Regions from separate parts of the Mus musculus genome. Here region 2 is linked to region 1. Evidence: chromatin loops called from intact Hi-C (ENCODE). Cell type or tissue: left cerebral cortex. All regions are shown on one strand. Each heading gives the region's core, and the rest is flanking DNA. Links, peaks and the distances in the headings are about the cores only.

What was found. Hi-C counts contacts between places; a loop is a spot of excess contacts. Peaks named below come from ENCODE experiments on the same cell type or tissue, not always from the same donor. Only the 100,000 strongest peaks of a DNase experiment are listed, where the experiment ranks them.
Region 2: it touches region 1 in a loop (4-fold over the local background); 8 of 42 quality-filtered maps call a loop at or near these places.

Annotation. Positions count from the first base shown.
Region 1 is chrX:73,061,154-73,064,065 of GRCm38, reverse strand. No RefSeq gene overlaps it. Among named protein-coding and RNA genes, the nearest start is that of Pnma3, 2.2 kb to the left of the region's middle. In left cerebral cortex, for the core only: no CTCF peak of the experiment used is centred there; DNase peaks (open chromatin) are centred at 291 and 1,592.
Region 2 is chrX:73,226,798-73,229,709 of GRCm38, reverse strand. It overlaps F8a (factor 8-associated gene A), which reads right to left and starts at 1,404. Exons shown (of 1, transcript NM_007978.3): 1 at 1-1,404. The coding sequence starts at 1,394. The coding sequence ends at 249. In left cerebral cortex, for the core only: no CTCF peak of the experiment used is centred there; DNase peaks (open chromatin) are centred at 468, 840, 1,148 and 1,535; H3K4me3 peaks cover 1,911 bases; H3K27ac peaks cover 1,830 bases.

The DNA.
Region 1 (2,912 bases), core at 201-2,700:
CAGCACAGGAGACCCCACCTCAATCCTCTGAATCTGGGGTTTGTGAGTTAGTGTTCAGTTTCCTCCTGCCTTTGGCTGTCCCCAGGTGACATCCTGAATGCAGGCCAGTCCCTCTCTCTCTCTCGAGAATAGACTTCAGGACCGCAGAGTGCTCAGGGGTCTCCACAGAAGGGCACCAGAAAGCTGTGGTGGCCCCTCCAGCTCTGTCTCCTGATCAAGGCCAGGAAGCAGGGGCTCCGAGGTTTCTTCCCCCTGGTGAGTCCCCTTCTAGATCTAGTCCAGTAACAGAGCTGGGCAAGCAACACCTGGTAGATAGATACCACATGAGCTCATATGAGCTCAAACACACCCACCACCACTCCCCACGTAGCACGCACCATCTGGGTGATGCCAGTCTCCATGGGAAGGGGCTTCAGGCATATTCACCACCATGGGACCTGCATGCTTTGCTATCCTTGGGGCCACTGGCTAGCTCATAGAAGCATGGTCCAGCATCTGACAGGCCTTTCCTACTCTGCCTGCTGTACATCCAGGGTCTTGAAAAGCTGCTTTTGAGATTTGAAACCCAAACCCTTGGGTCTGTTTTTTTCCTCTGGCTTCTGATAGTCTAACTTTTTGTATTTGTGGGGGCAGGGGTGCTCCCAGGGAGGCAGTTGAATGGGGGATGTTTGACTAATCTTCAGGCAGAATACCATATTGTCTGTGTGTTCTATAAGTTCTATTCTAAACTTGTACTTCTTTCTAGTCACGCGAAAATGGGCCTGTGATGTTTAGTTGGAGTTTAGTTGTTTACTCATCCACCCTGGTCTTAGAATGTATAGAGGTATGGCACAGAACTCATTGGCGGTCTTCTGCTTGTTAATCTGCCTGTTGTCAGGGACCAAACAGCAAAGATCCCTATGGATTTGTCTTTGTTCTGACTGGATTCTTACTATTTTGTTGTAAACTTCTTATTCAATTTATGATTTGACTTTATGTGTAAACTTGCGGTGAACTTTTTACCACGTGATAATGTATTCTGAAAGATGTATAAGTGCTGAGGACAAAGAGAGAACAAGCCCCAATCCCATTTTCTTAGACAATTTTCATAGGAACCTTTTTAGAGAGAACTTAGAAATAAAAGCTAAATCACTTTTCAAAGTGTCCTTTTTTTTTTTTTTTTTTTTTTTTTTTTTTTTTTTTTTTTTTCCTGTGACTTCACCTAGCAGGCTGGGAGTTAGAGCCCTGAAGTGAGAACAAAGGCTGCTTTACTTAACCCCCTGCTGGTTTACTATGAGGGGCTAAAAGCCAAAGACTTGCAGTTTCTGGCCTCAGAGGAACTCAGACAAGCAGGTCAGCTACCACAGCAAAGTAACTTTTAGGCTTAAGAAAGGTAAATGTTTTATTATTAAACAACCCTAAATATCTCGCCCCAGACAATGCTTCCCATACCCTACCCCCACTCCCCCACCACCAACTACCTTCAAGAGAGAACCAGAAAAAAACGACCCGGGTAAATAGTGCTCCTGGCACTATTTCTTATCTTTAGAAACATGCAAGAACTTGGCAAGCTTGTCTTCCTCCAGAGCAGTGAAAGACTCAGTATTTATACACACTGTCACAAGTTTTATTTCTAAAGTGGGTATGAGACATGCCAGCTCTTCAGCCACAGAATTTCCCCAAGAATTTCTCGGTACTTCGAGTTTCTGAAGTCAAAAGACATGCAGAAGTCAGCCCTGGTCATTTTGCCTTAAAAATGTGAACATCACCAAAGTGACACAGACATTTTGCTACTATTATGAATTGTGATATAAACATCTGATATGTGACCCCTGTGAAAAGGTCTTTCAAAACTCCTCCAAGGGGGTCGAGACACACAGGTTGAGAACCACTGTTCTAGAAATAGTGACGAACTTTTTACCATGACATTTGGAATGGATCCTTGCCATGGATTCTTTAGAAGTCAAGCATGTATGTATTGTTCCTTAAATATCGTGTAGCAGGTTGTTCATAATCAATCCCATAAAACCATTGCAGAGTTCCAAATTGAAGTTAGAAAGGATGCCTTCAGGCTACATACTGATCTCATCTCAGCTGCTCTGAAGGTTCAACTTGCTTCAAACTGCATCTTTATCTGCTTAACATACAGTGGCATAAATGCTAGCTTAGGGGTTAAAGGGATGTCCCAGCAGTTGAGAACACTGGTTATTCTAGCATAGGACCCAGGTTCCATTCCCAGCACCCACATGCTGGCTTACCGTCATTTGTAACTCCAATTTCAGGGGATATAATGTCCTTTTCTGGCCTGCATGGATGTCAGTGTGAGATATGCAGTCACACCCATAAAAAAGTCTTGTGAAAGCAGAGATTTCTCTTGAAAGGAATCACTTATCTGGATATTCTGAATAGCAGACATAAGAGGACTGGGTAGCAGCAAAATTGAAGCAATAGGCTTGAATTTATTCAAATTGAAAAGGCTTTTTTTTACACATTTATAAAGTTAATCATTGTCCTTGAAGCCAGTGGAAATTTCTTTTCTGATGTTGTGTGTCCAACATCTTCTCATCTCCAACAAAACTAGCAATAAGGTACTACATATGGGAAAATTGTGGTTAGATATCACTTACATTGTAGAAGTATAAGACTGTGGAGGGGGTAACTGCAAATCATTTGACCTTGCCCTGGCCTAGATAGAACATCAGTGAGGAACAGGGCCACTCGGAGTTAGTTAGGCCAAATTCATAGACCTCCAAATTTAAACGTCTAATATTCTGAGTTTAAGACAGATAAGATTTTTTTCTTTTACAAGAAATTCTAATCACTAAAGTGTAGCCCATTGTATTTGACATGTTTAAAAAGTAAAAAAGAAGTGACCTAAGACAATGTCAGGCAGATTCCCTTCCCAATTGCCTTTCCTCCACAGAGAGAAACAC
Region 2 (2,912 bases), core at 181-2,680, 170 kb before region 1:
TAAAGAAAGATTACTCCGTAGAATCTCCTCCAGCCTTAAGGATGAAGTTTTCTCATTCGAGGCAATAATGGATGGAATTGGAGGGCACTAATTTAAGTAACTTGCTAGGCACACAAAGCCAAATTAACATGGCAGCAATAGAAATGAAAAGAAAAACAAGACAAAAACAGACAAAAAAAACAGAAGCTAGATCACATGTTTCATCACCTGTCCCCAAAGATAAAACAAGTTGGTAAGAAGGTGACTTATCAGACACCCTGTCCAGAGGGAGAGATGGTTTCCTGCAGAACGAGGTGGAGGAGGTGGTTCTGCTCAGCGGTTAGCAGTGGCCACATCTCCACCTGCAGCTTCTTGATGCCTTCAGTGTCCTTTTCTTGGGCAGCCATGACCAGAGACTGCAATAACAGAAACAGCTCCTCAGGAAGCTGGCCGCTGGTATCCTGGCCATGGCCATCGAAAGCCTCCCAGGAGTACTTCTCCAGGGTCTGGGCATGCTCGGGCAGCAGCTTGGCAGGTGGTGGTTGCAGGAGCAGCAGCAGCAGTACACGGGACACCTCACACCTGACTAGGACGTCAGCAAAGGCACCGAGTGTGCCAGGTGAAGGCGCAACAGAGCCTGGGGCGTGGTCCGGGGGCTGCGGGAGGGGCAAGGTCGAGCCCAAGACAGGTCTCGGCTGGGGTCCCGACAGGGGTGGCTGGGGCCCAGAAGGCGGCTGCGGCAGCAGCTCGAGTTGCTGTACCGGGTGGCCCCCATGCTCCCGTGCCAGGCGTTGCATGCGTGTAAATAGCGCCAGGGCGCCTGTGTAGTCGCGCGCCAACAGCTGGCAGGAGGCAGCATCACCAAGCGCTTGCAGTGCGGCCAGTGGCATCAGGGGCAGGTGCAGCTGGGCAGCCCGCTGAAAGTGACCGGCAGCAGCGGCCGGCTGGCCCACTGCGCGAAGGGCAGCAGCTAGTTCCAGGCACAGTGCAGCAGCGGCGGCAGGCTGGCCGAGCTCGAGGTGCAAGCGCACAGCGGCGCCGAGGGCGCTGGCGGCCGCCTGCAGAGGCTCCCCGTAGGCGGCGGGACAGCCCAAGCGTTGGCGCGCGTCGCACTCCTGCCGCAGGAAAAGTCGGGCCGCCTCTGTGAGGGCCAGCGCTTCCCCGGGCCCATGGAAGAGCGCCTGCTGGCAGCGCGCCACAGCCAGCTGGCACCAGGCAGCATAAGGCAGGCACTCCTGGGCGCGCAGCTCCCGGGCTAGCTGGGCGAACTGCTCCCCGGCCTCGGCCACGTTCGGCTTCCTCAAGAAGCGCTTCTTGAGCTTGTTGGACACCTGCCGATAGCGTGCCAAGAAGTCCCCAGCCTCTGAGCCTGGCCAGGCACCGCCGCCCAAGGAGGACGCAGAGCCCGCAGCCATGTTGACCGGCTAGCCGCGCCGCCTTACTTCCGGTTGAGGGAGGGCTGAGGGGGAACAGCTATGACTAACGCTACGCTGCGCCTAGCCCACAATGGGATCACAATTCATCACCTCCGCTTCCGCCTCAGGCGCCCCAGCGCTCTGCTGTAGCCACAGTGATGTGCAAAGTGCTGTTGAAGGAGGGATATGGAGGACTATAAAAGCCAATCAAGGAAGAAGGGCTGGGTGCCTACCCAAACAGTCCCCGTATGGAATTAAATTCTGCGGGGGTGGGGCTTGAGTGACGCAAATGGAGGGGGCGGGTCCAGTGCCAGTCAAATATGCAAAGGATTTCTCTGCTGCCAGGATTAGCATCGTACCCCTCACTTCCTCAACAAACATGAGACCTGACTGAGCAAGCTAGTACAGGTCCTGCCATGGTGGGAGCCTTTGCTAGTTTACAGCTTATTTACAATCATATACACATTGATATACATATCACCTGCAATCATATACACATTGATTTTGAAAGAGTTTTCATGAAGGATTTTTAGCAGGACATGCACTACCAAAGGCACTTTAAATTAGCTATTGTACATGCATGTGTTTCAATTTATACCAAGTATTTAAAAACAAAGAAGGGATTCCTTTTACTTTATTTTGAACTATCTCAATTAGTCCAAATGATTACCTACCAGAACTTGAACAAAAGGGGGGAGTGTACATTATTAAATTTATATATAAAGGATTATATACTTGCACCTAGTAGAGAATTACGTGCCTGAAAATAATTTGTCAAGATGTACAACAGAAGCTAATTTTCATTTCGCAAATTCTCTTGTCTTCTCCTTAGTTTTTCATGGTGTGATACACTTGGATCCTATCCTCCAAATTCTAAAAAAGCAATCCATTGATCCAAAAGTCAAATGAACTCAGCAAATAAAGGATGTGTTAATTTTCTACTCTTATCGTGAACCAAAAAATAGAATTGTGCATAGCAGACCTATCATTTAAAAGCATCAATGGAGGCCTGAGAGAAAGCTTACTGCTTAAGAGCATTTGTTGCTCTTGCAGAGGACCTGAGTTCATTTCCCAGTAAAACACACAGACACATAAAGAAATAATTTTTAAAAACCATCAATGTCTTGATCAATCTCTCTCTGTCTCTCTCTCCCTCCATCCCTCCTGCCCTCCTGCCCTCCCTCCCTCTGAAAAAAGCCAGTATACCAATTTCTCTCTTAAATGACAACCTATCCCATAGAACAGTGATATATCACATATGTACTTTAGGTTTCAAATGAGTGCATTTATGTATATTGCAAGCAAATGTAAAACAATAAACAACATAATACAGCACATAAATAGAAGAGGCAGGCAGCAAAGTATTATCAAACCAGGCACTTACAACCTTTAGCCAAAAAGACTTAAGATAGCTTAATTAGTTAAGAGAACAAAGGGAACATCATTAAATTGGGCACTTAAAACATCCAGTGTAATGACTGGAAAGACCTACTGAGATGGGCTGGAGTTCCAGTCCTG